3 separate regions of the Homo sapiens genome follow, and all the other regions are linked to region 3. A link is a loop called in an ENCODE intact Hi-C map of the cell type or tissue named here. Cell type or tissue: endothelial cell of umbilical vein. All regions are shown on one strand.

The links. Peaks named below come from ENCODE experiments on the same cell type or tissue, not always from the same donor. Only the 100,000 strongest peaks of a DNase experiment are listed, where the experiment ranks them.
Region 1: it touches region 3 in a loop (5-fold over the local background); 2 of 110 quality-filtered maps call a loop at or near these places.
Region 2: it touches region 3 in a loop (2.8-fold over the local background); 2 of 110 quality-filtered maps call a loop at or near these places.

What each region holds. Positions count from the first base shown.
Region 1 is chr1:199,728,501-199,736,500 of GRCh38, forward strand. No RefSeq gene overlaps it. Among named protein-coding and RNA genes, the nearest start is that of NR5A2, 300 kb to the right of the region's middle. In endothelial cell of umbilical vein, no CTCF peak of the experiment used is centred here; a DNase peak (open chromatin) is centred at 4,861; H3K27ac peaks cover 1,030 bases.
Region 2 is chr1:200,036,093-200,044,092 of GRCh38, forward strand. NR5A2 (nuclear receptor subfamily 5 group A member 2) reads left to right here. Exons shown (of 8, transcript NM_205860.3): 2 at 3,566-3,703; 3 at 7,682-7,800. Among named protein-coding and RNA genes, the nearest start is that of NR5A2, 12 kb to the left of the region's middle. RefSeq lists enhancers at 1-733, 4,321-5,123. In endothelial cell of umbilical vein, no CTCF peak of the experiment used is centred here; DNase peaks (open chromatin) are centred at 3,029, 3,589, 6,529, 7,189 and 3 weaker places; H3K4me3 peaks cover 4,772 bases; H3K27ac peaks cover 353 bases; H3K27me3 peaks cover 1,282 bases.
Region 3 is chr1:199,781,033-199,789,032 of GRCh38, forward strand. No RefSeq gene overlaps it. Among named protein-coding and RNA genes, the nearest start is that of NR5A2, 240 kb to the right of the region's middle. In endothelial cell of umbilical vein, no CTCF peak of the experiment used is centred here; DNase peaks (open chromatin) are centred at 139 and 3,309; H3K27ac peaks cover 2,217 bases.

The DNA of each region.
Region 1 (8,000 bases), 53 kb before region 3:
CATCGTTAATAATAATGTACTGTATTCTTAAAAATTGCTGAGACAGTAGATTTTTTTAAGCATTCTCACCATAAAATAAATAATAAGCATGTGAGGTTACATATGTTAATTAGCTTAATTTAACCATCCCACAATGAATACATATTTTAAAATGTCGTGTTGTATATCATAAATACACACTATTTTTATTTGTCAACTTAAAAAATAATTTTTCAAAGACTTATAAAGTAATAATATGAAGGCAGTGTGATATTAGAGCAAGGATAGCCAAAAAAAAAAAAAAAATGAAACAGACAAGAGAAACCAGAGACAGACTAACACATATGCTATAGCTGCTTAATTTATTATAAAATTAGCATTGCAGAGCAGCATGGAAAGAACGATGTCTTCAATTCATGGTGCTGGGTCAATTAGGTATTCTTATGGAAAACAATTAAAACTTGACAGCTAACTTAACAGCTAATCATATATTTTTAAAAAGTGATTTCAAATGGATTCCAGACATGAATATGAAGGGCAAAACATATATAAAACGAAATGTAGAATATTTTCAAGATGTTAGAGCAGAGAAATATTTATTTTAAATAGAACACAAAAATACCAGTATTAAAGAAAATTTAATAAATGACACCAATTAAATAAAGAACATTTATTCATTTAAAAAAAAACAGTAAAAGAGTGTAAAAACATGCCACAAAGTTGGAGAAGGTATTTATAACATGAATAACTTTTAAAAGTTCCTATCCAGAATATTTAAACAAATTTTATAAATTAATAAGAAAATAACAGACAACCTAATAGAAAAATTCTCCCCTCAAACCTCCACCAAAAAAAAAAAAAAAAACCCCTTGTCAGGTACTGCTCAAAAGAAAAAATATCCTACTGGTCAATTGACATGAAAACTTCAAAACTGATCACTGATTTGAGACTTAAAACAACAATAAGATAATACTACAGGTCCACCAGAATGGCTAAAATTAAAATGGCTGACAATACCAAGAGTTGAAGTAGAAGATACAGAGCAATAATTAATCTCATACTTTGTTTGTGGTACTTTGAAAACCAGCTTGGTTTTATTGAAAATATACTTACTTTATAATCAACAATTCCATTCCTAGCAGATTCCCTAAAATAAGAGTTAGCAAACTAAAGCCCTCAAGTCAAATCCAGTCTACAACCTGTTTTAGTAAATAAAGTTTTATTGGAACAGCCTTGCCTATTCCCTTAGGTATGGGTGCTTCTTCACAAATTTGGGTAGTTGTAACAAAAAAAGCCATAGGACCTGCAAAGTCTAAAATATTTACTCTCTGGGGCCCTCTACAGAAAAAGCTTGCCAACCCATGCCCTAAAGAAATGCATGTGCATATATATGCAACAGAAGATTGAGCAAACATGTCACTCAACATTTTTCTTAATAGCCCCAAACTAGAAGCAACTCCAGCATCCACTATCCAAGAGTAGAATGGATAAATAAATCGTGGGATACTCATGTAAATATTAGAATACTATACAGCAATAATAATGTACAAACTTCAGTTATTACTAACAATATATATGAGTAAATCACATAACAAAATTTAAACACAAAATAATTCATACTTTATGAGTCCATTTATAAAAAGTCCAAAGGCAGGTAACACTGAATCAGTTGTTGTTTTGTTTTGTCTATCCTTGCTCTAATACCACACTGCCTTCCTATGATTACTTTATAAGGCTTTGAAAAATTATTTTTACATTGACAAAAATGGCATATATTTATGGTATACATGACATTTTAAAATAAGTATTCATTGTGGGATGGTTAAATCAAACTAATTAACATATATATCAGTATTTAGGCATCCTCATTTAGTTGGCAAAGAAAAGCAAATAAGCAAGTACTATAAAAGTTGGAATCACTGGTTTCCTTTAGTGGAAAGGAATGTATTGGGATTAGGAAGGAACACGCAGGGAGCTTTAGAATGCTGGCAACTTTCTGATAATTGTTTGTTTTATAATTGTTTCAGCTGTTTACTTATAATATGTATTCTATACTGTTATGCAATTTTCAGAGGAAAATAAGGTTAAAAAAAAAGTGTGGAGACTTAATAAGCACTGTTCGGTGGGTGCCACTTGTCATTTATGAGCTTTACTCTGGAGTGATTTGCTGGTCCATTTTGGAGACACCCTGTTACGTAGGATCTTTAGGTCTTTCCTCTGGGGCTGCTCTGGTTCTCCAGCAAAGACTCTTCCAACCTCCTGCCTGAGGGGTGACACCTGGACTACTAGAATTCTGGGAGTTGAAAATGAACAGTTACCCAGCAGCAAAGGGCAGAAAAAGGCATCTTCGAATCTACTTCTTAAACAGTGTTCAGTAAATTCTTACTTTAGCTCTCTACGCCCTGTTATTTCCACCTTATACCCAGCACTGAGCATTTCTGAGCCTTTTGGGAATTCTACCTGTAACTGGGTCTGAGCTTCCATATTTTGAGTAAGATTTGGCTTCCTCTGGTGTAAGTCAGTTGTCCCTCATCTGTTTGCTTTGTAACATTCACACAGACTCTGCCTACTCTCATCCCTCCATCTTGTTGGTTATATTTTTTACAAATCTCTTTATTGTATTTTTCACTGAGGTTTCAAAAGAAATAAAATTAGATGCATGTATTCAATCTACCATCTTTCCACAGATGGAGTTTGATTTCTTAATCTCTAAAATGAACATCAAGGGCAATCAGGCAGGAGAAAGAAATAAAGGGTATTCAATTAGGAAAAGAGGAAGTCAAATTGTCCCTGTTTGCAGACGACATGATTGTATATTTAGAAAACCCCATTGTCTCAGCCCAAAATCTCCTTAAGCTGATAAGCAACTTCAGCGAAGTCTCAGGATACAAAATCAATGTGCAAAAATCACAAGCATTCCTATACACCAATAACAGACAAACAGAGAGCCAAATCATGAGTGAACTCCCATTCACAATTGCTTCAAAGAGAATAAAATACCTAGGAATCCAACTTACAAGGGATGTGAAGGACCTCTTCAAGGAGAACTACAAACCACTGCTCAATGAAATAAAAGAGGACACAAACAAATGGAAGAACATTCCATGCTCATGGATAGGAAGAATCAATACCGTGAAAATGGCCATACTGCCCAAGGTAATTTATAGATTCAATGCCATCCCCATCAAGCTACCAATGACTTTCTTCACAGAATTGGAAAAAACTACTTTAAAGTTCATATGGAACCGAAAAAGAGCCCGCATTGCTAAGACAATCCTAAGCCAAAAGAACAAAGCTGGAGGCATCATGCTACCTGACTTCAAACTATACTACAAGGCTACAGTAACCAAAACAGCATGGTACTGGTACCAAAACAGAGATCTAGACCAATGGAACAAAACAGAGCCCTCAGAAATAATACCACACATCTACAAGTATCTGATCTTTGACAAACCTGACAAAAACAAGAAATGGGGAAAGGATTCCCTATCTAATAAATGGTGCTGGGAAAACTGGCTAGCCATATGTAGAAAGCTGAAGCTGGATCCCTTCCTTACACCTTATACAAATATTAATTCGAGATGGATTAAAGACTTAAATGTTAGACCTAAAATCATAAAAACCCTAGAAGAAAACCTAGGCAATACCATTCAGGACATAGGCAAGGGCAAGGGCTTCATGTCTAAAACACCAAAAGCAATGGCAACAAAAGCCAAAATTGACAAATAGGATCTAATTAAACTAAAGAGCTTCTGCACAGCAAAAGAAACTACCATCAGAGTGAACAGGCAACCTACAGAATGGGAGAAAATTTTTGCAATTTACTCATCTGACAAAGGGCTAATATCCAGAATCTACAAAGAACTCAAACAAATTTACAAGAAAAAAACAAACAACCCCATCAACAAGTAGGCAAAGGATATGAACAGACACTTCTCAAAAGAAGACATTTATGTAGCCAACAGACACATGAAAAAATGCTCATCATCACTGGCCATCAGAGAAATGCAAATCAAAACCACAATGAGATACCATCTCACACCAGTTAGAATGGCGATCATTAAAAAGTCAGGAAACAACAGGTGCTGGAGAGGATGTGGAGAAATAGGAACACGTTTACACTGTTGGTGGGACTGTAAACTAGTTCAACCACTGTGGAAGATAGTGTGGTGATTCCTCAAGGATCTAGAACTAGAAATACCATTTGACCCAGCCAACCCATTACTTGGTATATACCCAAAGGATTATAAATCATGCTACTATAAAGGCACATGCACATGTATATTTATTGCAGTACTATTCACAATAGCAAAGACTTGAAACCAACCCAAATGTCCATCAATGATAGACTGGATTAAGAAATTGTGGCACATATACACCATGGAATACTATGCAGCCATAAAAAATGATGAGTTCATGTCCTTTGTAGGGACATGGATGAAGCTGGAAACCATCATTCTCAGCAAACTATCGGAAGGACAAAAAAAAACCAAACACCACATGTTCACACTTATAGGTGGGAATTGAACAATGAGAACACTTGGACATAGGAAGGGGAACATCACATACCAGGGCCTGTTGTGGGGCGGGGGGATGGGAGAGGGAAAGCATTAGGAGATATACCTAATGTAAATGACGAGTTAATGGGTGCAGCACACCAACATGGCACATGTATACATATGTAACAAACCTGCACATTGTGCACATGTACCCTAGAACTTAAAGTATAATAAAAAAAAAAGGAAAAAAAAAAGAACACCTGGAACTCTTAAACAAAACAAACGAAAAAAATGCATGTCCATGAGTAATCAGTAAAACATTCAGCAGGTTGTGTGAGCCAAAGGCCAAATTACTTTTTAAAAATAGTGCTTTGTTTCTGTAATGTGAGGCTGGTATTTCTAATTACCAAATCACCTACTATTATTAATAGAAAATATTTGAGATACATATACCTCACCTAATGCTCCCTGGAAAATCTGCTTACATGGTTAGGGCTAGTGAAAACAAGGGATTCTGAATGTAAAAGATCATGTAATCGGATTTAATTGCTCTCTGTTGGTGCAAACCAATTTAGGATAAACTGGGAATTCATAAACAAAAATTAATATAACATTGCCAATTTTGAGTGACTAATGTGGACCAAGTCCTTTACAAAGGCACCACTATGAGATATTTATCATGATAACGATTTTGGAGATGAGAAAATAGAGACTTAATGTGACTTCCTCAGAGTCATATTTCTCTAAGGAAGTTACTAAAATTTCATTCCTTATGTATATAATTTGAAAGCTTCTTTTTTTTACTACTATAGCATGAATAAAGTATACAAATATTTAAAAAAATAAATAATAAATAAAATGAACATCAAAATAACTATCTTGTGTGGTTGGCATAACTATTAAAAGTGATTTATGTATGTAAAGCAAACAGTTTCTTTCCTGTGGCTGTTAAAATAGAAGGTCTTAAATACAGATAAAACCACACCATCTATACATACACACCACACACACATACACACATACACACACCCTCACATCCTCCTCCTTCCCAGGAAGATCATGTAAATTAAATCAAAGGTAGAATTCAGATGTGGATTATTCAGATATGAAGCTTACTCTAAGGGTGGGCATTCTTAGTCCATGATGAGAAAATATAATTGACTACAGGAACCCTGAGGATATTTAGATAAGCAGCATCAAACTTTCTCTTAAAAGATACTATTAAAACAGGACACACATTCATAATCAGTTGTGTATCTGGGGAGATATTTGGATTTGAATAGGACGATATTAGTAAGCATTAATAGAACGTGCTCTATTGCCTGACTTGTAAAATCTAGTCGTAAAAGAAGATCACAGTTTCCTGTTAATTAGGACCACCTACAGTGTTGGAAACCTTTTTGGATGATCAAAGAGGTGGCATACTTAACCCAGGAGATGTTGACAAGCTCTTCAGCTAGTTAGCATAACGTAACTTTCAACTAAGTGCTTGATGTACAAGCTCTTTTATGCTCTGCCATAGTTTGGGTTTAATAGTTTGTGAAGTGATATTCCTTGCATAAACAAACGACAGTTACATGGAAATTTCATTTGTACTAGTGCCTTGTCCCTGTGTCAATTAATTTTCAATATACTTTTGTAATATTTCTTTCAATTATAAGAATGATAAAATAAGATTATAAGAATGATAAAATAAGATATTAAGAAGGTTACTTTCATTTTTGAGTCTGCAACACAATATATAAAGATCTTGAAGGGGACGGGCTCAGATTACATAGGAAATCATCTATTTCCCCCTTGCCCACTCACAACAACTGAAATAGTGGTCCTTAATGTTAAACTTCAGGGAATTGAGAAAAATGTCTTCTTAGTAAGGGGCCTCAGATCAATGACTTCCTGAGCTTGAAAGAAATTTTTTTAAAGCCTCTGGTCTATATAAATAGGAAGCATAATAGAAAGATCATTTCCTTTGGATCAGATAAACATGAGCTCGAATCCCCACTCCATCACTTATATATCTGCATGTTTTGAGAGATTTTACTACATCCCTGTGTGTGTACAAATATGGTTCATAATACCAACTTCCAGGGTTGTGTGGAGGCAAAAAGAAGAAAATGCCCATAACGACCCAACACATTCGGGCCCTTAAGAATTTGTAGCTCCTACTAATAAACAGGTGCTCAATCTGCATTCTTTTTTTCGCTTAAACTAAAAACAAAATTTCTTATCAAGGAAAGTGTCGGTGTATTGGTAGAAAAAGAAATACAGTATCTGAAATAAATTTATATATGGTATCCTTAAAATGATTCCCCTTCCTTCAACCTACTAACATCTATTAGTCAATTAAACTCATTTTACTAACAAACATCTATTGAGCACTTAGGTGCCTAACTCAGCTCAAGAAGCTGGAGCTGTGCTTGGAGACCCTTGAACATCCCTTACTCAGCAGATCGAAGGGGCTTTCTGGACACTTTCTTCGTGGCGATGCGTCCTTTTTCCACTTCCATAGGGAATTGGTATCTGTCATTTTCCATACCCATGAGGTAATTTACAGCAAGAGAAGGGAGCGAGAGTATATTTTCTCCTTACATTTTGCACTATATTGTGAGAATGTTTTGATTTCTTGTTGCTCTGTCATTTCTCTGCTGGAGTATAGTGAATGGGCCAAATGAAGAAGTAAAAGGGTAGAGTGGATAACGAAACTGCAGATCATTTTGGTTACTAAAAAGGGGACAAGGCACCCCAAAGAGAGAAGCACTGATCAGGTGGTGTTCATGAAACGTCTTCCCTGCCTCCTCAGCCCTGCCTGCCCCACTCTGCCCTGCTTCTGCAGTTCAGGGACCAGAGGTTAAGGTGTGCGGAGGAGTTTGTCAGGAAATGAGGCCGGAGGAGCAGGCTCCGGCCAGACTGGGGAGATTAGCCTTCATCCTCTGGCATCAGAGAGCCAGCAGAGGTCTTTAAGAAGGGAAGGCATGTGATCAGATCAGCTTTTCAGGATGATAACTCTTTATTGTGGAAAATGGACTGTGGAGGGAGAGACGTGTTAAGAGAACCAATTAGGAGGCTGTTGCATTATTGGGCTTTCTTTTACAATAACTATATGTTATTCTGTAAAGTGTCTCTAAGGACCACAAAGTGTTGTAACTTTTAATGTTTATTTAATATTCAACACAATTTTACTCCTAAGTATTTTCCTTCACTCCTCATTAGTATATGTTTAAATGCTATCCTAATAAAAAAATTCAACATAAACTTTAAGATATTTATGGTGCTCTCAACTATTCTAAAGTAATTAAATGAATAAAATATGCATGTTTACTTTGCATATGTTAGGGAAGTCTTGATTTTGAATTTAAAAACTATATAAACACTTGTTTCCTTCCTGTTCCATTGTATAATTTATTTTCCAACATAAAACTAATATCATAGGTTTAGATATTGACTAGGACCTTTATTAAGTTGTACAGTATCAAATTATCTTACACTAGTTATCTTCATTGATAGCATTCTATAACCAGTTTA
Region 2 (8,000 bases), 260 kb after region 3:
CGGTAGGTGTATTTATGGGTCAGTGCAGACCACCGCTGGCGCCGGCGTTTAGACCACACAGACCCGGTTCCACCTACTTACATCTCAACTGCTTTCCCTTCCCGCAGCCACTTGGCTGTCTTCATATTGTGGCCTCGGGAACCCAGAACCATTCTCAAATAACCCATCTTAGACACCGCAAACTCGGGTTCCTCCTCCCACAGCTTCCTTTCGGAGAGGGCTTTCTGGGGGACGCCCAGACCCGTCCAAGGTCACTGAGCTAGCGGGTCCCCGGCTTCAACAGGGGTCCCTTGCCCAGCAGAATTGAAGGGTCAAAGGACCAGAGTGAGTGCTCAGAGGGAGGAGGGAGTTCTGAGGGAGAAGAAAGGGTGCACTTGGAGGGCAGTAATGAGCTTGACGCTGGAAGCCTGGTGCCGCCGCCCCTGCCTCTGCCTCTTGGATGGAGACCCAGCTGCTTCCTTAAATCCCTTGCAGAGCTACCTGAGGAAGGTTTGTGTGCCCTCGGGTCTCTGGCAAGAATCAATTCCAGTGGAAGATTCCTTGCCTTGTCCACTGCTGGCGGGGATCTTGACATCCTTCCAGGGGATCTGAAATAGGGCTGCCCCCAGGGAGCGTTTCCCATCGTCGAGTTAAAGGCCTGGAGCGCCGAGGGCTTAGGCTTCTGAGCTAGGAGTTCCCTTGGTTCTTAGGAAAGGTCGTTTTCTCTCGCTCGAGACTTTCTGCTCTTTCAGTCCCCCTCCATTTCGCTGCTACGCTTAGGTTTTGGCCTGGACTAGACTTTCAAAGCAAAGGAAAGGGCTTCCCTCCGTGATACAAGCTCCTGCGTTAATTTTTTAAAGCATGGATTTTTAAAACCCAGTCCCCAGCCACCGTTCCCTCCCGCACCCCTCCCATTTTGTGAGGATTTTTCTTTCCTGGAAAGTCCACCTGTGGAGAGATAAATGAGTGCCAGCTGGCCTTTTGCCACCACCACTCTCCATCTTTCGGGGATGTGGTGGGAGGGTAGACTGGCATGGACCAAGAAGTCGCTAGTGTGGCCTAAGCAAGTCCCTTCTGGCCCTGGCAGCTGGCGTTATGAGCATGGTCACAAAGCTTGTCTCACTAGGTCAGCCTCAGCCTCAGGTTCAGCCTCAAGCCAAGGCAGGGTTTCTTGATACACTACAATTTCAAGGTCCTGTCAGACCCTCTTTCAACTTCTTTCAACTCTCCTAACTTCCCCCGGCTTCACCAAGCAGAGGTGAAATCACCACCACACACTAGGGGTTGGAGGTTTCCTCTTAGGACCAAGCGTTTGGAGTCCTGCATCCTTGCCATGCTAGGGTCTGGGAAAGGTGCTGTATCATAAGTGCACCCATAAATTCTTCGCATTGCTGTGGGAGGAGGTTCTTCTTAATTAAGGCTTTGAAATAAACTGATTTTCAAAGTTCACGAGCAAAGCAGGGCAACCACTGCAGTGAGCCCTGAAACTGACTCCCTTTCTTTATTTTCTTAGTTCTCAGTGATACTTAAAACAACTAGGAATACTGAAATGTAGTGACAGTGATACTTGATACTATCACAAAAATTGGAGCTTTTGGCAACTTCAGCCCACTTCTCCATACAAACTAATGGACAGGCCTTCATAAGTTTAAATGTTTCCACGAAACCTGAAGTTGCTACTAAAGCTGAAGTCTAAATAACTTTGATCCTGAATATATATTGAAGAGCAAAATGACAAATCAATTAAGAGTCAGTAGTACCTGAATTGCCAGGTGTGGGTGGGTGATGAACAACCCATTTTATGTACATTATGCACTGCAAAGATTGGAATAATTTCCAAGTCACCAAATACCGGATTGGGCAGTTTCAATGTGTAATCTCTATACCATTCAAATAGAATAAACTTAGATCTTTTGAGATTCAAATTCACCCCCTTGTGGGTGGACTCTGATAATTACTTCGTTGCACAGCAGATTCTAAATATGAGGCATTTCGCATGCAGTCAGGAGGCTGGAAAGAATGTTTTTCATCTTGTTGGGAGGAGATCTGAAAACTTTGAAGATGCGGCTGGGCTGGTGGTCGAAGAGCTTGCGTAACAGATGGTTCTTTAAAACATTTTTTAAATGCTGGGCCTCGGCCTCAAGTGGATGGTCCCATCAGACAACAGAATGAAAAAGTACAGCCTGGACTGATCCTTGTATTCCGTGTGGAAACACAGGTCACTAAAACTGGAAAGTCTGTCGCTTAGATGATCTTGGGCTCCAGTCGAGGGTCTTTTAAAAGTGAACGAAGGGACTAGGGAGCAGACTGGGGAAAGAGGAGTCGCTGCCCCTTCCTCTAATTCTATGAGTGAGCTCTTGGCTTGTGGCCCGCCTCTCATTGAGCTGACCCTCGGCCCCTTCAGGGCGCCGGGGCCCACGTGTCGCCTCTTCAGGGTCTCAGTGCCCTGGGGAGTTGAAGCTGGAGGACCCTTGACCGCAGACCAACTCTGCATGTAAGAACGGTCAGCTAAATTTTCTCCTTTCAATGGTTTAAGTGGGTGTTTAACTCCCTTCATCTCCTCATCCGACACACTAGCAAGGGCACACGCCCACCCGCGCCCCCATCCCTTCTTCTTGCTTCCCCTCAGATCGAGGAAATTGCCGCTCTGGCTGCTTCTCCTTCGCCGCCACGCTCAGACAGAGGTCGCTTCTGACTAGCTGTAAGACCCGGCTGCATTTACATCCCCCCGCCCCGGGCCAGGGTGGGGTGGGAGGGGGTGAGGCGGGGTGAAGAGGTTGGGGCAGGCCGGGGGACTGGAGCCTGAGCCTCATCCTTATTGGCTGGCGGCTAGTGTCCGACCTGAGTCCGGAACCCGCGTCCGCATTCACTGTCTTCACCCCTCAATCCAGCCTTCCCCCAACCCCTGGCCCTACTTACCTCCTTCTCCCCCTCGTCTTCCCCCCTGTCCTTCCCAGCACCGTCACCCTCGGGGCTGGGAAGGGCCGTTCTCGGTCCCGCGCGGGGAGTGGACCAGGCAGGAGAGGGAGGTTGGAACTTCACAACTCCACACTTGCGATAGTGAGCAAGAGAGAGGCAGAGAGAGATAGGGGGAAGGGGCGGAGAGGAGGGGAGAGAGAAGGGAGGCGAGAGAAAGAGGAGAGAGACCCCTGCCGATCCTGAGCCAGAGGGCGGTGGAGGGAGGGGAAGGAGTCGCCCGAGCCGTCCGGGAGCAGTGGCAGCGGCACAGCCGGGGCGGCAATAGCAGCCCCGCGGTCGCCTCCGCTGCCCGCCGGGAGCTCGGCGGTTCACGGCTCCGCGCCCCGGGCAGCTGCGTCCTCGCCACCGCCGCCGCCTGCGCCCTTGCGGAGCCGAACCAGAGGGCCGGGACGCTGTCTTCCTCGCCTCCTTTTTTAACCCTGACCTCCTCCTCGCAGCTTGGGGGCGGCTCCGGAGCTGCGAGACCGGACAGGGCTCAGAGGTCCTGCCCGGCAGCCCCGAGGAGGCGGAGGCACGCTCCGGCGAGGCGAGAGGGTTGGGTTAGCAGGCATCCCGGTCGCCCCTTCCTTCTTTTCGCCGGAGTTGAATCTGTGCTGCCCGTGTCCAGGTGCTGGGCTTCCGGACCGACACGGATCCCCCATCCCCGCCCGCGGTCGCCTTGTCATGCTGCCCAAAGTGGAGACGGAAGCCCTGGGACTGGCTCGATCGCATGGGGAACAGGGCCAGATGCCGGAAAACATGCAAGGTAAGGAGGCGCCGCGCGGCGCTCCGGCTCCCGCTGCTTCCCCACCCCCGGGCTCGCCCTGCAGGCTTCAGCCTCCCGCCCCGCGCGGGCGCGGGAGTAGCCCCGCTGGGCGCTCGCAGCCGCGGGAGTCAAGCCCCCTCCCCAGGTGCAGGCATAAAAGTTTATGGCTCTTGAACAATGCGGGGCAGAGGTTTTTCCAAGCAACGTCTAATTGGCCGCTTCTAATTAAGGAAAGAGAGGCTTCCAGCTCTATGGCAACCCAAGCAGGGCAGCTTCAGGCTAAAGGTACTTTAGAATAATAAGATCATTCTAAGAAATGGAATGTCTCACTGGACACCCGAACAGGTTCTCTGTCATTGGAATTGGTGTGTACTGTACTTCAACCAGTACTCTTGTGTGGAGGGAGGCGACCCAGTCTAGGAAAGTCAACTACAGAAAGAGGTGACCTCCGAAAGGATTGTCTTAGCGCTATTAGAATACATGTGACCACACCAAAAGCCCAGGCGGACACCCGCAGCCAGCTCGGATTTGGACAATTCAACATTGCTGGCAGAACTGAAGGGAACAAGTTACCCCAACCCCATCCCCTGTACGCGTAGTGCTGAGTGAGTTGGGGGTGGGAGGACAGCGGTTCGTTTATTGCCCCCTTTTAAAATCTGAGATCTGAAAATATGGAGGTCCCATTCGTTTTCCCAGCTCTTGATTGCCAACAAAAAAACAAATCCCGCTGGCTACATTTTCTCCTCATTCCAAAATAGCAACCCTATGGCTTGTATTAAGCCCTTCAGAAGTTTATCTCATTTGCTCTGGGCCAGGGAGGGAACAATGCTAGGAAAAGTCACCGGTGCTCTTCCATCCTCGCCCCTTCCAGGGTGCAGGATGTGCGGGCCGGCGGGCCTGTGATCCCGGAACGCTTCCTGCCATCCCCTTGCGCGAACTTGAAAGGACTGGGAGGTGTTGAGAGCAGAGTTCAGGGCTGGTGCACTCTGCGGTGCTGAGTGGGCGGCGCGCCCGGGCGCTCAGGCCGGGGGACCTGTAGTCGCCCTACCGCGGAGGGGAAAATACGTAGCTGGAGGGCGTGCGCCGTGCGGGTTGTGATCCGTTACCCCATCGGTCATCCTGGGGTCTCCCCAAGCCTCTAGGTAGGGCTGTGAGAGTCCCCTAGAGCTGAAGCCCCGGAGGCTGACCTGTGGGTCTGGCTGCTATGGGAACCCGGTTGGTCCAAAGAAGCCTTTCTTCCGGGCACCTGGAATTCCAGTTTAGTGTGGGGCATCGGGGAAGTGGCGCTGGGGGGCTGGGTTGGGGGACCTCAGCCGGCAGCTCCGGAGAGGGCCTACCCTTGGGGTCGCTGGGTGAGGCCGGCACGATTCTTGGCTCCAAAAGGAAAGTTTCTGCTTCTTGTTCTGGCGCGAGAAGCCAAAGACTTATTTTGAGAGCGGAGAGAGAAATGTTATTGGTAACGTTTTCTTTGGAAAGTTCGAGAGGGGTCTTCTGGACACACTACCTAGTGCCCCCAAACCAGAGAAGTAGTTTTTCTTTGGTGCCTGGGCTCAGAAGTCGCCACTCACTCAGCCCATGGTTCGAAATCAGCATGGGAAGCGCCGGGGCAAGGCTTCGTCGGAGACTAGAGGCCTGCCTGTCGGGAGGAGCCCCTGGGGGATGGGGACCCCATTCTCCTGCTTGCTCTGGTTCCCACCTGGGACGCCTCCGTAGGAGCCCAGAAAGACGATCCACTACATGGTCCCGGGACAGAGCAGCGCGCCCAACTTTGAGGGAACTTTGTGCGCCTCTCTGAGGCCCTAGCTTTCCAAGGCACCGCCGTCCGTTCTTCTTTCCCTAGACCGAAACTGGGGAAGAGTGTGGGCGCTTCTTTGCCCCGATGAGTTCGCCTCCCCAAACGCCTACTTCGGCTGCACCAGAGCATCTGGGAAACTCTGAAAGGTGCCCAGGCCTCACACAGCAGCGTCTCCCTACTCAGCCTCTGTCTTTGGGTTTTTTCAAGAGAGTCTCTACCTCATGCCTCGGTCTTTCTTCGATGTCGGGTCCCCGAGGTAGGCACGGAGTCCCTCTGAAAGCAGTTGCCTATCTGTGCCCCTTTGGTGTAAAGTTAGAGTTTACTTTGTTGGGGGAAGGGGAGGTAGAAAAGATCACAGTTGGGAAAGTGCGCTTTTCGCCTTGTTCCTAAAACATGCCTCAAGACTGTCATCGCGATTGTTAGGAGAGCTATCAACGTCTAGGGGCTATAAAGGAATTTCTGAACCCTCGGCCCTTCCCAAACCCCCAGGTTCCTAAAACCCTAGTGGGGGTCTCTTGGGGCTGGGATTCAGGCTGGCACCGCTGGGAGGACCTCGCCTAGCATCCCTTTATTAATATTTCACGAAGGCAGGCTCCTGCCTTCTCTGGAGCCTCTTTTCTCGGAATGTTCCCAAACTCTGGCTAACTCACTCCCCTGTGAGCCATCCTAGGGCTCTGTGGCCCGGGAAGAGACGCGTCAACTCCGCGGGTCTGCGCGCAGTCCTTAGCCGCAAAGTGCTGCAAGTGACCCCCCTGACGGCCCTTTCCGACCGAAGAGCTCGGGAACCAAAGAGAAAAAAAATAACTTTATTTTCAAAAGAACAAGTCATCACTGCGGCGATACTGTGGCGGAGGACTTTGGCGATGGGGTGGGGGCTATTTCTCTTTCCTTTTTGGTAAACAAATCAGAGGAAACTTCTGCCCGGCCGTGGCTTTCCATCCCCCACCTGCCCCACCCCCTGCAAACGCCACTGATTAACTTAAAACAAACTCGGCTGCGTGTTTGTGCGCCGTTGGGTAGCAGGAGGTAGAGCCTAGGCGAGAGCCTGGTGCGCCCACGGGTTTCGCCGAAGAGTGCCCGGGGGAGTGCGGGCAGGGTCCCGGCTGCGCAGACCTGCGGGTGCCCGCCCACCCGCGCCCCGCGCTCCCATACTTGACCTGTGTGGATGTGGAGTCTCCGGGAAATACCGGATCAGGCACTTCCTGGGGTCTCCTGGTCACTGCCCTTCCTGTGCATAGTTTGTCATCTTTTTAGCTGCGAAGACGCCTTCGTGGGTCTGCGTCCGGAGCAAGGCGGTTACCCGATCCCGGCAGTGAGCCGCGCCGCGCGTCGTGGCGGCCTGATTTCTGTTTAACTTTAATAGGGCGATCTCGAGGTGTTTATATTTTGCTATGATGATCGGAAACATGTGAGGTTCATTACAGGGCTTCAATACTTTGAAACCAAAACCCTTCTGTGTGTCTTTTACTCTTCTGGTATTTTTCCCCGTACGGGCGTCCTCTATTTTCTTTTTCCTTCTTTTTATTTTCACAGATTTTCAAACGTAAGGAGATGAAAGTATCCAGAATAGAAAAGTACTGTCAATACGGAACTGAATGTTTCGATTATCTAACAGATCTGAAAGTTGGGAGCCTCAGGCTGTTTAGTTAAAGTGGGCTGCTGCTGAGAAGCGGGTTTCTGGGGCTTCAGTTTCTCTGTCGGACAGAGTTTGCAAATTGGTGCTGCTGTCCCTGTAAGCAAGGTGCACTTGCAGCAAACCACTTCAAGAGGGAGGGAATAAAGCCTGCGCTTGTTTCTCTACCTTAGGCGAAGGTGACATTTTGGAATTTAACTTCATAGGGATTTAAAAGAAATTCTAAACTGTCACCTTATGCAATTCATGTCTCTATTTGTTGCTTTGTGGAGTTATGAGACTTGTGTTTAAAAGCGGTCAGTTTAAAATGTTAACAAAAGAAGTTGGAATTGTTTGTGGCACATGGAATTATATGAGGTCCATGCTTATTGATGACAAAAGATGTTTTACTTGTAAAAATAGTTCAGTAAGACCTTGCTAAAAATTGTTTTTATTTTATATTTTACCATGTGATATTTGCCCAGCAATCACCAAAATGCTTTTTGTTGCAGGATTAACACCTACATGTAAATTAATTGAATATGTGTATACATTTCTCTTTTTGTTTCAGTGTCTCAATTTAAAATGGTGAATTACTCCTATGATGAAGATCTGGAAGAGCTTTGTCCCGTGTGTGGAGATAAAGTGTCTGGGTACCATTATGGGCTCCTCACCTGTGAAAGCTGCAAGGTTTGCTCACACATTGCTACCTGAAAAATATAATGTCCAACACCAAAATAAACCAGTGGATTACTTCTTTTAAGCTAAATTTAGGCTCCTTTTTTAAAGACTCAACTAAAAATGAGGGAGAAAGAGAGAGTCTTAGGGAGATGATTCTTAGAAGTGTGTGTCTGATTTAGTTCAAAAGGCAAAGAAATTTATGCTGTTTA
Region 3 (8,000 bases):
AACAGCATTTTTACATACATTGATTTTTTTTAATTGATTCTCCAAGCATAGCTACATTTTTAAAAAAGAAAAAAAAAATGACTCACACACCCTGGATTCCTTTGATTGTTGAACCACTTTTCTAATATAAACAGAAGCAGTGAGTAACACTCTAAATGGTATACAGCAATGTTGTTCTACAAAATGAAGATTAATACCAAAATAACCTTTCAGTTACCTTATATATTTGAATTTCAATTCTGTCAAATAATCAAAACTTTTTCCTTTCATTGTAATATGTATATAATCCTTAAAATGTACTTGCATTTTAGTTTTATGTCTAGAAAAATCTCTATAAATGGATGTCATTAGAAAAGCTCATACGCTGTGATATGCCCATGCCCACAAAAGCAGCCTTATTTCTTTTCACCCCTTAATCCATTTGTCCTCCAGCAAAACCAACAATCTCCCAGGAAGATTTCCTTGAGACTTCTGCTCCAAACTGGTTTAGACACCTGACCTCTAACTCTCAGTGATATCTCATGCCTACCTCTTTTACTTCCACATTTTATCATAATTATCTGTTTATCTGTTCATCTGTGGAAACTCAAAAGTTGAACAAACAAGTGATTTAAAAGTTGGCCAATTATTAAAAAGTCAAAAAACAATAGATGTTGGCATGGATGTGGTGAAAAAGGAAAACTTATACACTACTGGTGGGAATGTAAATTAGTATAACCTCTATGGAAACAGTATGGGGATTTCTCAAAGAACTCAAAGTAGATCTACCATTTGATCCAGCGATCCCACTACTGGTTATCTACCCAAAGGAAAAGAAACCATTATATCAAAAAGACACCTGTACACGTATTTTATCATAGCACAATTCATAATTGCAAAGATATGGAGCCAAACTAAGTGTCCATCAACCGATGACAACATAAAGAAAATGTGGTATATAGACACCCTGGAATACTACTCAGCCATAAAAAAGAATGCAATGTTGTCTTTTGCAGCAACCTGGATGGAGCTGGAGGACATTATTCTAAGTGAAGTAATTCAGGTATGGAAAACCAAATACCATATGTTCTCACTTATAAGTGGGAGCTGAAATATGGGTTCACAAAGGCATACAGAGTGGTATGATGGATGTTGGAGACTGAGAAGAGGGGGGGATGTGAGGGATAAAAAACTACATATTGGGCACAATGTACACTTCTCGTGTGATGGGTGAACTAAAATCTCAGACTTCATCACTATACAATTCATCCATGTAACCAAAAACCACTTGTACCTCTAAAGGTATTGAAACTAAAAACAAAATTTTAAAGATGGCAAACTCCTAAAAGTGAAATTATCATGTAATACTTATAAGATAATCAAAGGAATTAAGTGACGATGATGTTTTAATAAACACGATGTCCTGCTGGGAAGAACGTGGAGAGTGTTATTGCTTCTCTGAAGGATTTTGCCTTTTTTTTTTTAATTAAGTAAATTCTATACCCATTTTTTCCAGAATTTTTTTTTTTAGTTTTACTTTAAGTCAATGATATGAATTAGATAGAATTCTAAGTAAATGCTATACCCATTTTTTCCAGAATGGTTTTTGTTTAGTTTTACTTTAAGTCAATGACATGAATTAGATAAAATTCTCAAGCTTTCATTAAGACTTTAAGAGGCTACCACCTGCCTCCATGGCATTTAGCATTTCACAGACTTCCTTGCATTACCGTAACAAAATGTTCTCATGAGGAAGCAGCTAGTGCTGATTTATATTCTCTACCCTTTCTTTAAAATTGAGACCCCATATGATACTCTTCACTGACCCCAGATCTTCTTGCACTAGTCCTTGTGAGAATGCCCAGCATATTCAGTATCTTGAGCTGAAAAAAGAAAAATCTCTACAAACTTGCTTGGTTAAGAGAGTGTAGGCCCTTGGAGAGTAGAGCCCAAGAAAGTAGAACATATCTGATAATCTTTCTCAGTGCTAGAGTTCCCTCCTTTCTTTTTCCACCATAAGCCCTCATTTCAGCAGATCCAAAAAAAAAAAAAGATTTTTGGAATCACAGGCCTCCTTCCATTATAACCATCATCAGCTTTGATATTACCAGATACTTCCTCTAGTATTTTATTAAAAAATACTGAGTCTCTGTGATATCTCTTATTTCATGACAACGTAGTTTGCAATTTGCCTAGTCTCACACCTGGGAAGAAGCAAGGGCATTTTATTGTATCAGAGCAAACATTCATGTAAAAAGCAGGAGAAAAAAGACCTTTCACTTTTAACCATGAACAAGTTCTCACCCTCCCTGTGCATCTAGTTTTCAGGTGAAGATGAGTTGACCGAAGTGCATGTGGCTGATCCAGCTGTTGCACCCTCCATCCAGTATAACTTTTGTGCCGTTGCCTTTGGTGCAACCCCTTGACATGAAACCACAGTTCTTCCAATAAGCAGAGTGAATGTGAACACATGTTGGCAGAACTGTGCCATTTACAAAGGAAGTGGTGAGATATTACTGAGGAAAAGCTAGACAATGCTGCACCAGCAATCTGATCCCGCTCATTCTTTCTCCAAAATGTAGTTTCCAACTCTGCAGGAGTAGTGGCTGTGAAATACATGGGAAAGAGTTTGAAAAGTATGTATCCCACATTTCACAGCACTTTCCAGGATTTTACATTTCAGTATAGACAAAAGTAAGTGTATAATGCTTGTAAATAAAATTTACAAACCAAACAGAATTTTGCCAAACAAGAAAGTTGTTTCCCTTACAACAGCCCAACTTGTGATTTCATTAACAAAACTGATATGTTAGTTCAAATCAAATATCTCATATCATTAAACCATCCACAAGCAAATTTGTTTTACATTAACAGTTGAGTAACCCTGCAGAGAGTGCAAGTTCAGGGGAACAGAAAGTGAAAATATAGTCTTACCAGCATGATTTAAATTAATTAAACAAGCATTAGTACCTTCAAGCAGTTACACACTATTACTTTAAGTCTTTGGTGGGGAAAGCTATGATTTACATGTTCAATCATTTTAATACTTTCTATGAACCAGATGTTACAGTAGCTTTGTTAGCTGATGCCATAAACAAAAGATACAGTTGAAAACACATGCTATAATAATTAAAATGTTATTATGCTGACACCATCTTTCTTCTAGGATCTTGTAACATCTGTATTGACTGTGATAAGCATTGATTATCTGGAATGATGTAAAATATTTGGGGAGTTAATAACAATCAGGAATTCAGTACATGCTAAGACAGCAAAGATAAATCACAGGAAATACAGATCAAAGCAGGTTTGTGAATAAGCTTGTTTTTATAGTTAATGACTCACTATAAAGTACATATACACATTTCTTTTCTCCAATGAGATGCACAAGGAAATGCCATAAAGAAACATCCCGTCCTGTGTAGCATTTCTGTACATCTGTCGAATTTCCATATGTAGAGAGGAGGATGTCAACACACAGCACTACAAAGACTGAATTGATCCAATCCATCAAGTACTTAACATGCACTTTTAAAATCATTAAAAAGTTCTTTGAATTATTAAGACCTATTTCAAAAGAAAAAAAAAAGCCCACAACTTATAAATCTTGCATTTCCTGGGAGGTTAATTTAAGGATGCTAGGGTCAGCAGTTATCCAGTTCTAGCAAAGATTCTGAAATTTCCCTTCAAATATGGCCTGATAGTGAGTCATTTTCTTTTTTTCTTTTTTTAAAGAAAATCTCACCCAGCATCACCAAGTGGATGCCTTACCCTCTTTGAGAACCTTATTTGAAGAATAAATTGCTCAAGGCACTAAACTGGGGCTCTTTTCAGTTTATCAAAATAGACACAGAAATAACTGACAGTCTGTGATCTATTTCTCACGTATATACATATAGGTGCACAGAAGCTTTGTATAATATAGAGTAAACCCTTCAACGTAATCTAAAAGCTCATCACCATCAGCCTCCCACCTTCTCTCTAGCCTCACCTATCACCACTGACTATCTTTCCCAGCTACTTCCAATCTCCTTCCTGCTGCACTTCACCATAGCCCTTATAACCACAACATACTTCCCTCTCCTGCCTGCCTATTTAACTGCCCCTGGGTCCATTCCCAACATGATTTAGTCTTCATATCCCCTGGAAAGTCTTGTGTGATGCCCTCCACTTTGGGTCAAGTGCATTTTTAAGGTGTGCTCCCACAGAACCTTATACTTACATCTTCCAAAATATTTATCACATTGTATCAAAATGGCCATTTGTCTCGTCTGTTTCCCCACAAGTCTATGAGGTCTTTGAAAGCAGGGGCCACATTTTATACATCTTTGTATTTTCAGGAAAAGTATACAGCATCTACTAAATACATGCTCAGTGAATGGAAAAATAAGTCAATGCCACATTCACCCACATCGTATAATTTGACTCTGAGAAAGATCCTATCAGAGATGTCTTACATCCAGAATACAATGAGGAATTATTCTAAGCATGTTCTAGGGATGCAGAGTATCCTAGACTGGTTCCAACACTTTAGAGAGGATTTGGATCCTGTGAGTTCTCAGAACAAAATGAGAAGAAGCCAAGAGGAAAACTAAAATCCGTCTAGATTTGTACCCTAGAACAAACCTAAATAGGTAGTCAATATGATAACCAATATTTTCCAAATAACATAAACTAGTAAAATGCTTCCCAAACCTGGCTGATTCCACTCCTGAGTGGTTACTGTAGAGATGGGGATTGGAGGGAGAGGACAGAAAAAAGGGAGTAGAGGAGGGTGGGGGAAGACACATGTCCATGGTAAGACAGATAATAGAATGTCCATAGCTGCTTTATTTATAATAGCCAAACATTGGAAACATCTCAAGTGCTCCTCAACAGGTAAATAGCTAAACATTTTGTGGTATATTTATAAAATTAAATACTATTCAGCAATCAAAAGAAAGAAACTACTGATGCACACTACATGGGCAAATCTCAAAAACATGATGCTGGGTGAAAGAAGCCTTACTCAAGAGTACATATTGTGTGATTTTATTTCTATGCAGATCAGAATAGGCAAAACTATGGTAAAAAAAGAAAATTAGAATGGTAATTGCCTATTCTGGAATGGGCCACAAGGACACTTTCTGGGGTGATGATAATGTCCTATATCTACATGGATATAATCTGTGTAATCTGTAAGTTACACAGGTATATGTGTATCTATACATAAACACACATATATATTTGTCAAAATGTACCAAATGGCACACTTAAGATTTGTACTTTCCACTGTGTGTAATTTTTGCCTTAAAAAAATCACAAATAATTCTTGAGTTCTAACTAATGATATACCTGCTGAAATGTTTAGGAGTGAAGTGTATTGAGGTGTTTAACTTATTTTTAAATGTATCAAAGACGGGACTGATGGATGGATAAAAGAATGGAAAGATGAAAAGATATGTGATAAACTAAACGTAGCAAAATGTTAGTTGTAGCCTCTAGGTGGCCAGTATATGAGTGTTCCTTGTAATGATTCTTTCAACTTTGTTGTATTTGAAAATTTTTTATGACAAAATAGTAAGGGTAGAGTATATATTCTAATCCTTCATCCCAAATTACTCGGGGGCAGGGAACCGAGGTACAATCATGTTATTTATCTACATTGTGTTAAGCTTTCCAAGTGACTTTGTATTCAGCAATCAGCTACAGGTTGATGCAATTAATATTTAGGACGTACTGGAATTTGTCCCAATTTAATAATGTTGTGAGAACCCACATCCCAACACACAATTTTTTCTCTCACCTATCACAAATTAATGCCTGAAATTCCACCAATCTAGATTCACTTCACGAGGGAGAAGTAAATAAGCCAGTAAATCAATAATTAACCCACAGTGAGAAAATAAGGTAATGGAGCCTTTCCAACTGGGCGTTACCTGAATATGCATTTTCATGAAAGCTAAGGCAGGCCAAGAACAGAAAACTGAGGGGAAAATGTCTTCTCAGAGAGAATAAGAACATCTGAAAGTGCCCTTGACAATCTTGCCTCCTCTCAGCTGTGCCTGAGAAGTACCATACAGTAAAATAACCAAAACACAGCAATTGATTGAGATACTGAAGAAAAGCTTTTTTGCCCTTTTGGGCCTCAATTACTTTAGCTGTAAAACACAATCTTTCCTGTTATCCATAATGGTTACAAGATAGGATTGACGGATGAAATACAGGATGCCTAGTTAAATTTGAATTTTGGATAAACTGCATATATTTAGTATATCTATGTTTCCATTATTGTATGGTACATACTCACACTAAAATATATATATATATATATATAATTTACCCAACATTCAGGTTTAACTGCGTATTTTGTTTCATTATTGTTTTATATTTGTTTTTCTGTCTGTTGCTAAATCTGGCAACTCTATTCCAAGGGGACGTGAATATTAGAACTTCAGCTCAGATTCAATGCTATTTTGACGAAAAATTCCTTATGACTGAGAAACCAAAGTGACTCATTTTGAAAAGTGTAAGTATTATGTGTAAAAAGGTTTTAAGTGCATGATGCAAACGGAACTTTTTTTTTTTTTTTGAGATGGTGTCTTGCTTTGTTGCCCAGGCTGGAGTGCAGTGGTGCAATCTTGGCTCACTGCAACTTCTGCCTCCTGGGTTCAAGCGATTCTCCTGCCTCAGCCTGTCAAGTAGCTGGGACTACAGGTGCCTGCCACAATGCCCAGCTAATTTTTTTTTTTTTTTTTTTTTTTTTTAGTAGAGATGGGTTTTCACCATATTGGCCAGGCTGATCTCGAACTCCTGACCTTGTGATCCACCCGCCTTGGACTCCCAAAGTGCTGGGAATACAGGCGTGAGCCACCGCGCCCGGCCACAAATGGAGTTTTCAAACTGTAAGCCATTCAGATGAGGCATCCTTGTTTGCAGTAAGACCAATGTCTGATTCTGCAGAGGCTCTGTAATTCACCACTGTGCCCAGCTGAAAAGGAATGGTGGATGCTTCTATGACCTTTATGAAGATAAATAAGGAAAGAAATGCCACAAGATATGTGAATCAATGCAACTGTCTCCATGTGTAAAATGTTGCACATGGTTGGGGTGAGAATGGGGAAGGATTCTTGGCTTGGATGAATACATCTACTTCATACAAATTGAAGAATTGTTTTAACCGTGTTCAGCTCCAACCGAATGCCTCCACCTCAACTTAATGCAAGCATGGGATGTTTCTTACTCATCTGAAGTCAGAGTAGGTTCAAATAACAGACATTAAATCCCCACCCTGGAATCTGGAAGAGGTCACTGGGGCTAACTGAATACTCCATTGTTTTATTTTAAAATTCTGTGTGAAATGGCCACCGATAAAAAATGAGTTTTTCCTTAAAATGCTGACTGAATCTGTTTTGCAGGAAAAGGAATAGGCAGCAGACACAGTTGAAATGTCTCTGCTTGGGCATTCAGCTTCAGAGTGGAGAAGCTGAATATTTCATATTTAAAAGTTGAAATTAAACTTCCAACATCAGGTATCATATTTTAGAAGCCACTAGGGTAAGAGTCAGTCCCAGAAGAGCCTTGTTTATTATTGTTTATTCTCATAAACATAGATCATTTTGAAGGAAATGTGAAAGAGCTGAAAGTAATAAGAAGTTGCTGCCAGATAAAAGCTGACCTTCAGAGTCTACACAAGCAGTTTCTTCCAGGTTTCTTGTAACATGCAGCTCCTTTACATGGTGGGTGAAAATTTTGAGTTAGGAATGTGTTACGTTTTGCACAAGCTTTTGAAATCTTAACTAAACACTAACTGAGGTCACCCCTAAAGAAACAAAAGTGTTTACCTAAATGCAATCTCACCTTCATATACACATCACACATTTGATTTCATATTTTCTACACACATTTTAAATTCATTTGCTCTTTCTTTATACCATAATGTCTTTTCTTATGCTATTTTAGTTTCTCAACTATTGTTTATTCCACCCATTCAGCATGGTACATTTAAGCTTTTTATTTTTTTTAAAGACTATGCATTAACT